Regions from separate parts of the Homo sapiens genome. Here regions 1 and 2 are each linked to region 3. A link is an interaction called in ENCODE POLR2A ChIA-PET data of the cell type or tissue named here. Cell type or tissue: MCF 10A. All regions are shown on one strand.

Region 1 (4,000 bases), 110 kb before region 3:
AAAGATAATGAAAACAGTGTAAAGTTGTTAGGAGTTAATCAGAGAAAATGCCCTTTTCAACTTCTTCCCCAAATCTTTGCCCTTCTAGTAACCTGAGCTAACTTATGAGTTATTGCCCGGAACTATATATTGGCAAAATTTTCAGGAAGTACTCTAGTGAGTGAAGGTTCAGACAGGAGCGAGAGTCAAAAAGCATCCTCTTAATCCTAGCTTTGCAAATGATTTATTGTGCAATCATAACCCTGTATCTTGAGTCAGTTTCCTCATTTATGCAGGAAAAAAAAAAAATCTGGGCCATCCATCCATCACAAGTGTTCCAAGTAGAAGAATCCCCTGTAAAAGGAGATGAGCATGTTCAAGTATTAAGCACTTAAAATGAAGATTATGTTTGGAAATCAAAATATAATTTTGATAACCCATTAAAAGTAATGAAATGGAGAAAACAAATTTTAGTAATTACCCCAATAGAGGTATGTTACTAACAACTATCTTTTCACTTGGAAATCTGACTCAGTTATTATCACAGTGAATTTTGTGTGCTATGGTGTAAAACTAAAAGCCAGTGAAATTTATTGCTGGGATCATTGTATGGAAAAAAAATAGACCTCATCAAGGCAGAAGCTTAGTCACTTCTTTAATTCAACAGATGGTCTATTCACTCGGGATGCTCGAAGTCTGGTTCCAGATCCTATCACTCCTCAACAGTTTGTGTAATATTTAGGTCTTTGGTATTCATATTCCATCTATTTACAAATGATACTTGTGACAGCCCACCAGTGGAAAATGTGTGTCACAACCTTTTCTTTCCAGCAGCACTGCTGACAGGTAGCAAAACCCCATCTTCTCATCAGACTTGACTTTTTTCCTCAACCAAAGATTTCCTTACCAAGACCTCTGCCAATCGCAAAGAGACAATTTATGTGACCCGTGGCTTGCTTTGTATCCCACAACATGTTACTGGCCTTCTCCCTCTCTCTTCGCAGATCCATTTTTCGTCAAAGTTACTGTCTCATTAAGGGGAAAAATAGCAGACAAAAATTCCCTGGTGGTATGTTCCCACGTTGTACAGTTAAAATTTATCATTAAAAATATTTTAACATAGCAATTAGTATTTGCTTTTTCTAAGAAAAAGTTCTTTTTTTTCTGAAAAGAAAATACTTCAGCAAAATACACAGGAAAACCAAGAGATTCCGTTTTACATCTATCAGATTGGCAAAAGTTTAAAACACAAGTGTTGAGAGGATATGGAGGAATGGGAACTCTCATCCCATGGTGGGGAAAAGTAAATTGATAAAGCTAGTATGGCAAGCATTTGGCCACATTTGACAAAGTTTAAAAATGTGCCTAAGTCTAGAGAGGTACTCTAGAAAAACACACACATGTGCAAAAGGAGACATATAAAAGAATATCCATTATGGTAATAAATTGAAAGTGTTCATCAAAAGACCACAGACAAATAGATTGTGATATATTTATACATGGAGTAGATGGGTCAAAGTGAATAAACTCAAGCTGCCTAAATCAATGGAGATAAACTACACAACACAGTGCTGAGCAAAACATAATGTTGAGCCCAAAAAGCTTAATACAAAAGGATGTGTGAGTGGGATGCTATTTACATAACATTTAGACACTTGCAAAATAATACTATGTGATGTAGTCAAGTATATAAACATGTAGTAAAAAATATAAAACAAGCATAAGAATGTTACACACTGAATTAGTGATAATTATTTCCTTCAGGAACAGAAGGAAGGAGGCAGGAAGGGAGGGAGAAAATGGAACCTACTAGGTTTACACAGGGGCCTCCAAGGTACCTTTAATGTTTGACTTCTTTTAAATGATAACACAAATAGATGCTGAAGCAAATATGACATCAAAATATTAGAGTCTGATAAAGTTGGGCAGTAGATACATGAAGGTCTGTTATTTTTGTGCTTGCCAATGTGTTTGAAATATTTCACAATTTTCTTAATAATGATGTATTGGAATTGCATTCGGCCATAACTAGGTTTTAGTTACAAAGTACCAGAGACAGCTCATTACAATGTAAGCTTACCTACAAGCCAGTTCAAGAATAGCTTTATAACAATGCTCTCTGAGTTGATAAATTCCATTCTTTGGTTTTGTCAATTTTGTGGGTAACTCATTTACCTAGGTTTCATTTTTTTACTCACTGTCCTCCTTGCCCTGTTTATTATGATACTAGCTGGGATTTCTCTTCCTGAGGGGTAGAGCTAATTCAGAGCTCATTAAATGCATAACTCCAAACTGTTCCATTATATATTACCTCTATCTACTCTCCACTGAGCATCATCTGCTATTGTGTTTACTCCATTACCGAGCTAAATTAAGTCCTGCAAGAGTTTCTCATAATCCTTCAAACTTTTGGTTGTTGGCAAACATGTGCCATTTATTTGTATTGCTTCTGAATTATTAACAAATATATTTTTAAATTGTCTCTAGGTTTCTAAAAGTCAACTCACTGTTCGATGAATGCTGTGCTCTCATTTTACATATTTGCCCATCTCAGCTGGTTTTTGGAATCCGAGATCGGACCTTTTATCTATTATTAAATTATACCTCAAATTACTTAATGCAACAGTTGTTCATAGCCTTATGGGAAGATCACACACAAAAAACGTAAAGCACTAGATGCTCCTAACCACAGATATTCAGTCAATCCTTTCAAGGAATTTCCACAGATTAGAAAGACACAACCTAATTTATTTAAACGATACCACGTTTGCTGCCTGTGCAGTCATTGCTTTTTCCTGTGAAAGGTAAAATTTGCTCAACTCCTGATGTGAATTCCCAAGATCTCTCTTCTCGCATTTTTAAAAAACAGGTTAGCCATTAGCCAGATGGCAGCTCTTGAAAGATATTCTCACAATTAATAGTAAATGATACCGCTTTATTAGTGGTTCAGTCTTATTCTGCAGTTTCTTAAGATTTTTAAAAACAATAGCCAGGGAAAACAATCCCATTCATTCCCCTTGACTCCTACAGCTTTCATTGGCAAACTCAGGCCAGCAGTCTGCCACTTGGTAGAGCAAAGTAACTTGAGATCATGTAGCATTGTGTTTAGCCTTTGTCTTCCTTGAGAGAATACTGATCTAATGGTTTCATATGATTTTACTGTATGGATGCTATCATAGAATTCTTGTTAATCTTTCACATTTCGGGTAATGTTGCCTTCAAATTCATTTTGAATCTTAAAAGTCCCAGTTCTTATGCAGTCCTAGTTGATAAGTATCCCCTTTGTTGTTTATTCCTGTGTAGATATTGATCCAGTCTGTGTGTCTACACCCACAATGGAGAATCATTACTCATTCATTCATTCATTCAATCCAAACATGGCTATTGAACATCTTCTATGTCCATAATGTGGAGATACTGCTGGTGGACAAGAAAACTATAACTGTTTCTACCCTTAGTGAGAATAATGAGAAATAGGAAAAAAACACAAGGTTCATAGTGGAGCAAAACAAATCCTAGTCACTCTATCTTTATTTTGGGCCATTATACCTAAGAATTAGATCTAAATTAATACAATACCTTTCAGGCAATTACTCCTCTTTTCCTAGTTTGAAACTCCCAAGACTAGACTTCTCTAAGGCAACAATAAAATTAAATCCTACCCACGGGTCCAAAAATTAAAAGAAAGTGGGATGTGAATCAGCACATGATCTAGGTAACATGGTATATTTTGCCTCTTCCCTCTTGTCCTTTTTTATGCATATTTAGTGAACCTTCAGTAGCCCCTTCTGTGTCTCAGGCAGACAGATGGCTTTTATTCTTTTAGCCTAATGATATGGAGAAAAACAGAAGGATGGGAAAAAGTCTTCAAGTGCTTCATCTGCAGAGATAACAGATACTAAAATCGCAACCCTCATACCATCTTTTCTTCCTGGTTCAATATATAGAAAAGGTGAAAGATGCAAGAAGGTGCAATATAGCACACAAGAAAATCTTCCTGTAGACAGTGGTGGATTTCTTT
Region 2 (4,000 bases), 60 kb after region 3:
CTGGGACTACAGGTGTGTGCCACCATGCCCAGCTAATTTTTGTATTTTTAGTAGAGACAGGGTTTCACTGTGTTGGCCAGGCTGATCTCGAACTCCTGACCTCGTGATCTGCCCACCTCAGCCTCCTAAAGTGCTGGGATTACAGGCATGAGCCACTGTGCCCAGCCGAACTTGCGTTTCTTTTATGGTTTGTGTTTTCTGTCCTTTTGAAAAATCTTTGCCTAACCCAATGAATGTTAGAATTATTTATCTTATATTTATTTTTCCCTGTTTTCTTCTACAAATTTTATAGTTTAGCTCTTACTTTTACGTCCATTTCAAGTTCGTTTTTGGTATAATATCGAGTAAGAGTTGAGGTTCATTTTTTTCCATACATTTATCAAATTGTTTTACCACCATTGAAGTACCCTAGAATCTCTGTTGAAAATCAGTTGGACCATGTATATCCAATGATTTCTGAATTTCTCTATCTGTTCCAAACTGGGTTGAGACTAGCTTTACAGTAAGGCTTGAAATCAGGTACTATAAGACCTCCAGTTTCAAAACTGTTTGACTATTCTGAGCTCCTTACATTTTCATATAGTTTTTAGAATAAATTTTATCAATTTCTTTTAAAAATAGCCTGCCAGGATTTTTATTGGTATTGCATTAAATCAACATGGAAAGAATTGCCATCTTAATAATATTGAGACTTCCAAATTATTATGGCAAATATTTTTCTTTGTTTAGATTTTTATTTCTTTAGCAAAGTTTCGTAGCTTTAGTATAGAGTTTTAGGTATGGGTTGTCTATAATTATAGGGCTATTTACATTTTCTGTTTCTTCTTAGGTTCATTTTGGAAATTTCTATCTTTTTAAGGTATTTGCCTATTTTAAAGAACATTTGACTTATTAAAAGCTCCAATTTCTATTAAGTACATTCTGTTTTATTTGCTGTAATATACAGAGAAAACCTCAGTATATATATCTCAGGAAACAGAGTGAAGAGCAAATTCCTAAATATCTCAAATAGACATTTTAAGTCACAATTTGTTCAAGTTTTAGAGTGGAAGTCATATTCAACTGCCACTAATAACCAGGAGTGACTTTTTATATCTATTCTTCTCCAGCTTTTAAAAAATATTGAAATAAGATTGTATTATTCTCCTCAGAAGGTGTTGTCTCAGGATGAAAGTAAAACGACAGGCCAAAACTGGAACTATTTTTATATATTTGAGCAAATGTGCCATTTTTACCTATTCCAGAAGACTGGAGCAACAAATTGATTTTTTTTAATAAATACCAAATTACTACAGACTGACATACATAAAACTAAGGAACTCGAGGAATTAAGTCAATGGTAAATGAGTGATTAGTGGCTAAATACGAGTTTGTATTGACTCATTTATCATATTCAGGGCAAGATATGTTCTGCATCCTTGTTAGTTAATATTTTACATGAGTCTGATTCTACCACTATTTTAGCAATTTCCTGAGAAAACATTAGTGGATTTCTATTATCATAGCATAAAGGTATCAGGTTTGTGTTTGGACCAAGTAGTTTGATTGCTAACACTTTTAAGAACAATGTCTGGCTCCATGTAAACCTGAAATTTTAAGGAAACTTTAAAAAACATAAATCAAGGGTGGGGCATGGTGGCTCACACCTGTAATCCCAGCACTTTAGGAGGCCAAGGCCGGTGGATCACTTGAGTCAAGGAGTTCAAGACCAGCCTGGCCAATATGGTGAAACCCTGTCTCTACTAAAAATACAAAAATTAGCCAGGCGAGGTGGCTCGCATCTGTAATCCCAGCTACTTGGGAAACTGAGGCAGGAGAATTCCCTGAACCCCAGAGGTGGAGACTGCAGTGAGCCCAGATTACACCATTGAACTCCAGCCTTCCAGCCTGGGTGACAGAGCGAGAATCTGCCTAAAACAAAACAAAACAAAGCAAAAAAAACAAAATCAGTGACCATTAGTAAGTATAGGGACTTGGGTCTAGTTGTCATGTAACAGAATCCTCTCATATCCCTCTATCTTCCTCCTTCTCCAAACTCTTTCTGACTCCACATCTAAAAGAACTAGAGAAAACAATGCGGTGTGGTGTGGAAGCTGTAATTTCACTGCAGGAAGTACAGAGCAATTGTTCAGAGACAGAATATTGGCCTTCTAAATTTTTTTTTTTTTTTTAGATGGAGTTTTGCTCTTTTTGCCCAGGCTGGAGTGCAACGGTGTGATCTCGGCTCACTGCAACCTCCGCCTCCTGGGTTCAAGCAATTTGCCTGCCTCAGCCTCCCAAGTACCTGGGATTACAGGCTCCCGCCACCATGCCCGGCTAATTTTTTGTATTTTTAGTAGAGACGGGGTTTCATCATGTTGGCCAGGCTGGTCTCGAACTCCTGACCTCAGGTGATTCATCCGCCTCGGCCTTCCCAAAGTGCTGGGATTATAGGCCTGAGCCACTGCCCAGCAGGCCTTCCAGATTTGTTACAAAGATAAGAAACTCCTATAGAGAAAATAAGTTGGTAATTAGGCAGTATGTCAGGTCCTTAGCATCATGACAAGCCACAAACTGTTGTGTAATGACTGAAATAAATTTCAAAGGTCTATCCACTTTACTATGGTCAATCAGGAACCTGAGGCAATTCAATTAAACAGCAATAGCCAATGAATAATAAAAAGTAGGTATCAGTTGCTGAAGGAGCAGACTTCTAAATTATCTCTGAAGGAATAAGGTGTATGTGACCAACCATACTAAGAAACTACAAAGGATAAAACACTACAGATACAAGTTAAGTTGAATGACCAGAAAGCATTTTGTGCATACCTTTCTCAGGGCACTTATCACTTTGTTTCAGATACTTGTTTATAGGTTGGTTTCCCAAGGTGGCAATAAACTTCTTGAAGTCAGGAAAGTTATTCTTTGCTTCTCTAGCAATTAGTTCAAAGTCTAAGGCTTTAACAGGTACACAATGAATGACTTAAAAATGGATGAATAACCAAAGATGATACACAAATAGCCAACAAGCATATGAAAAGATGTTCAACATTACTAATTATTAGGAAAATGCAAATCAAAACTACAATGAGGTATTACCTCATACCCATTAGGATGGCTACTATCAAAAAAACAAAACAAAACAAAACAAAAAAACAGAAAGTGTTGATGATGATGTGGAAAAATTAGAAACCTTGTACAGATATAAAATGGTACAACTGCTATGGAAAACAGTATAGCAGGTCCCCCTAAATTAAAAATAGAATTACCATATGATCCAGCAATTTCACTTCTAGGTATATATACAAAAGAATTGAAAGTAGGGCGTTGAAAAGATATTTGTACACCCATATTTATAGCAGCACTATTCACAATAGCCAAGAGGTGAAAACAACCCACGTGTCCATCAACAGATGAATGGCTAAGCAAAATATAGTATATACATACAATGGAATATTATTTAGCCATAAAATAGAAGGCCGTTCTGACACATTACTACATGGATGAGCCTTAAGAACATTATGCAAAGTGAGATGTCAGTCACGAAAAGCCAAATACTGTATGATTCTACCTATCTAAGGAATATAGAGTAGTCAAATTCATGGAAACAGAAAGTAGAATGGTGGTTTCCAGAGATTGGTTGATGAGAAAATGGGTAGTTATTTTTCAATGCATATAGAATTTCAGTTTTATAAGATGAAAAAGGTCAGGAGATTGTACAACAATGTGAACATGCTTAACATTACTGAACTATACACTTATAAACGGTTAAGATGGTAAATTTTACGTTATATATTTTTTACAATAAATGTTTTAAATAAATGAATAAATGGTTAAATGAATGCAGGGCTACATAAATGAATTAATAATGAGAAACATCAGGAAATTGCACCTGGCAATTTCTGGCCAGGTGTGGTGGCTCACGCCTGTAATCCCAGCATTTTGGGAGGCTGAGGCAGGTGGATCACAAGGTCAGGAGATCGAGACCATCCCGGTTAACACGGTGAAACCTCATCTCTAC
Region 3 (4,000 bases):
TAATGAAAAGCTATGTTCTGATAAATGCATCATATTTTGTTGTTTTACAAACATCATAGAGTGTGCTTACACAAACCTAGATGGCACAGGCACATTTTTATTTATATTAATTTTTCATATGGAAAACCAAACATCCCAGCACCATTACTGAATATTAATCATTTCCTCTATTTGATGTGCAATGCCAATATCAAGTGCCATATATCACTTTTCTATATATGGTCCATTATAATCTTATGGTACCACCATCATATAGACAGTGTGTTGTTGACTGAAACATCATTAATCAGTGCATGACTATATTAAGTAAGGTGTCTTTAAGAAGAAACACACATAAAGCAAGGTTATATCTTGATTAATTGATGACAATGTTGTGGACAGAGAGACTCTATGAATCCAACCCTGTATTTGCCATTGTATTTCTTATTATTCATACAAGCGACTATTCAATATTTGCTAATTCAGTATTCGCAGCAACATAATAGAACATAATTACTATGAATTGTGAGTAACAATAATTGACTGTGTATCTGTATACATGCATACATGTATCTATGTCTATCTATGTATCTATCTATATAGCCCATTGATTCTGTTTCTCTGGAGAACCTGAGTGATATACATGGCTACTGTCTCAAGTTGCAAACTGCCCCCAGTGCTCCCAAGAGAAACTGGAAAGGGAGTGGAGGAGGCAAGTGAGAGAATGAGAAGCCAGACACAGAAGTAATTTCAGATCAAGTCCCTTCCATCTGTCATTGGCTATAGCCTCCCTTGGTGGATATAAGTGCCCCCATGCACTTTCTGCTCTGGGTTAGTCCTGGCAACAGGCTTCCATGGCCCAAGCATTGTCCTCTGAGGGAGAATGCAAGGCCAAGACCACAGGAGTGAAGCAGCCACAAGCTGATAGGCCAGAGGAGGAAGTGACTAATAGATATCACAATGGCCCTAGAAGGAGGAATCACCCTTTTTCTTTGTAAACCTCCCACCCTGCTCCAGGAGCTCACCAGTGCCTGTGTATACACAGTAAATGCTAAATAAATGTTGAAAAAGGAAGTGATCTGTCCTGCTGCATTTCACTAAGATGCAAGATGCACAGGGACAAACAAAGCAGAAAATCAACCATTCTCAGGAGTACTTTTTTTGATGCTTCTCTAGAGCACAGCTGTTGAAAAATATTTGTGAAAAGAAAGAATTTTGAAAATATTTTCATGGTTACTTGACAGATAATTCCTTTTCCAGAACCATATGATATAATTAAAGTTGTTACTCTTTTGCCAGGAAATTTTGAGAGCTTGTCCTAACAGTAAGTCAAGGAAGAAGTCATGCATAATCAAAACAGCTTTGAGAAAAACAAAATGGACTTTGACAAATCAGGAAGCTCTTCTTCTTTTTTTTTTTTTTTTTTTTTTTTGAGATGGAGTCTCGCTCTGTCACTCAGGCTGGAGTGCAGTGGCACAATCTCAGCTCACTGCAACCTCTGCCTCCTGTGTTCAAGAGATTCTCCTGCCTTAGCCTCTCAAGTAGCTGGGATTACAGGTGCCCACCATCATGCCTGGCTAATTCTTTTTTGTATTTTTAGTAGAGACAGGGTTTCACCATGTTGGCCAGGCTGGTCTCAAACTCCTTAACACAAGTGATCTGGCCACCTCGGCCTCCCAAAGTACCGGGATTACAGGTGTGAACCACCATGCCCGGCCTAAATCAGGAAGCTCTTCTAATCTCTCTCTTTCTCTCTCTCTCTCTCTCTCTCTCACACACACACACACAAAGGTGACTTTTGCCAGAAAAAATTTATACTCACCATAAAATTCAAATACAAGTAAATAAATAGAAGAGCAGGGAGATCTAAGCTATACTTTAAGGTGTATTTTTCTACAAGGTATCCACAGAACAAGGAAAAATATTTGTGTGTAAAATGTGGGAAAATATATTTGTAGAGCTATTTACCATGGCACCTGCCTTCTGGAAGAATCACACCAGCCTTATGTAACTTTCAGAGCACTGAACTCCTACTGTTTTCTTAAAACACTGTGAATAAATTTTTTGGCAGTCAAGAAGGACTAGATTATTCCATAAGGCAGTTGAAGAATTGCTCAACTGTCAGGGAGCAGTCCTATCACCTGTAGAATCAGGTCCCAACTTTTTAGCATAGCATACAAGGTCTTTCATCAGAGGTCCTCAACCTGTCTCTCTAGCCATATTTCCTGCCCCTCCCATTTCAATGCTGCTTATACTGGAGCCATCCAAGTTATTCATGCTTCCTCCAGTGGAATGGGCCATGCTCTGACATGCCTGGGTACCTTTCCATTTCCTGTTTCTTCTGTTAGGCATATAGTACCCCCTATGGCAAACTCTTACTCAGTCTTTAGGAACTAGCTCAAATTGGCTGTTAGGCAACCACTGATCATTTCACTGCAAAGGAGGTAAGTCAAACTCACCTCTGTCCTCCCAGAGTTCCTTACACATCACAACTGGTAGAACTTTTATTATATTGTATTGTAATTGTGTAGTGAGTAAGTTCCTTAAGGACAAGGACTACATCTTATTTGTCATTAACAATCTTGCTGATTGTTTCACTGCAAGGCAAACTCACCTCTGTCCTCCCAAAGTTCCTTACACATCACACCTGGTAGAACTTATATTGTATTGTAATTGTGTAGTGAGTGAGTTCCTTAAGGACAAGGAGTATGTCTTATTTATCTTTGTACCCCAGGTGCCCAGGCAAATAACAAGTTTTTTTTGTTTTCTGTTTTTTTTTTTTTTTGTTTCTTTGAGACAGAGTCTCGCTCTGTCACCCAGGATGGAGTGCAGTGGCGCTATCTTGGCTCACTGCAAGCTCTGCCTCCTGGGTTCAAGCCATTCTCCTGCCTCAGCCTCCTGAGTAGCTGGGACTACAGGCGCTCGCCACCGCGTCCGGCTAATTTTTTGTATTTTTAGTAGAGATGGGGTTTCACCGTGTTAGCCAGGATGGTCTCGATCTCCGGACCTTGTGATCCGCCCGCCTCAGCCTCCGAAAGTGCTGGGATTACAGGCGTGAGCCACCGTGCCCAGGCATAGCAAGTTTTTAATAGATTAATATTGTATAACCTTTCCATTTGAGGAACAATCATGATAGGACATTTTTTGACAGAGACAGGTAGTAGGTGACTTATTTCTTACTTTAAGGACACTTAAGAGCAATATAGAGTAGACAAAACAACAAAAACTCTCCCAAAATAGATTAAATATTGAGAAATAAACTCAAAAAAGAGTGGAGACTGGCTGCAGTGGCTCACCTGTAATCCTGGCACTTTAGGAGGTCAAGGTGGGAGATCACTTGAGCCCAGGATTTTGAGACTAGCCTGGGCAACATGATGGCAGGAACCTGTCTCAGACAAAAAAAAGAAAAGAAAAAGTAGAAGAATGAAGAATGGTGGAATAATTAAGTAATTAAATAATAGTTTAATAATAATTAGTTTAATAATTATATAATATTAATTAGTTATATAGTAGTAATAGTTTAATAATAATTTATTAATAATTAAATAAAGTTTTTGTCAAAATTGAAATTTGAAGTTAAGGCTTAATTTGAGACTTGGACATGGAAATCACTTCCCAGAATTGAGCAGGTGCTAAAGAGTGGTGCCATTGTCAAGGAATGGAAAGAAGCATAACTTGAACTATGACCTACTTGGAGAAGAGTGTGGGTGCATGAGTAAGGAGTCTAGTCAAATGCTCAATGCCTGGGAGGTTCAATGAAAGATAAATGGTGGTTCCAGTGGACAGGGAGAACCTGGAGATTGGTGATCAGGAGTAGGTAATACTCAGAGGTCTAGCCAGGCTGGTGGCTGATAGACATCAAGAAACTCTGGAAACAGGAAACAGGGTCCTAGATCTGAGGCTAGAGTTCAAGGGCAGCACTAAGCCCTTTAAGAAGGCGGACAAAGCAGTCTTAGTGAAACACAAGTACCAAACATGCTCTCAAAACAGAAACCCAGACAAAAAAAGAATACAGAATCTG

Evidence for each region. Peaks named below come from ENCODE experiments on the same cell type or tissue, not always from the same donor. Only the 100,000 strongest peaks of a DNase experiment are listed, where the experiment ranks them.
Region 1: POLR2A ChIA-PET joins it to region 3 with 5 read pairs; 3 of 35 experiments call an interaction of 5 or more read pairs at or near these places.
Region 2: POLR2A ChIA-PET joins it to region 3 with 5 read pairs; 3 of 35 experiments call an interaction of 5 or more read pairs at or near these places.

Annotation. Positions count from the first base shown.
Region 1 is chr2:215,075,285-215,079,284 of GRCh38, forward strand. All of the region lies in intron 2 of ABCA12 (ATP binding cassette subfamily A member 12), which reads right to left. Among named protein-coding and RNA genes, the nearest start is that of ABCA12, 61 kb to the right of the region's middle. In MCF 10A, no CTCF peak of the experiment used is centred here; no DNase peak of the experiment used is centred here.
Region 2 is chr2:215,247,119-215,251,118 of GRCh38, forward strand. No RefSeq gene overlaps it. Among named protein-coding and RNA genes, the nearest start is that of LINC02862, 26 kb to the right of the region's middle. In MCF 10A, no CTCF peak of the experiment used is centred here; no DNase peak of the experiment used is centred here.
Region 3 is chr2:215,187,318-215,191,317 of GRCh38, forward strand. No RefSeq gene overlaps it. Among named protein-coding and RNA genes, the nearest start is that of ABCA12, 51 kb to the left of the region's middle. In MCF 10A, no CTCF peak of the experiment used is centred here; a DNase peak (open chromatin) is centred at 2,234.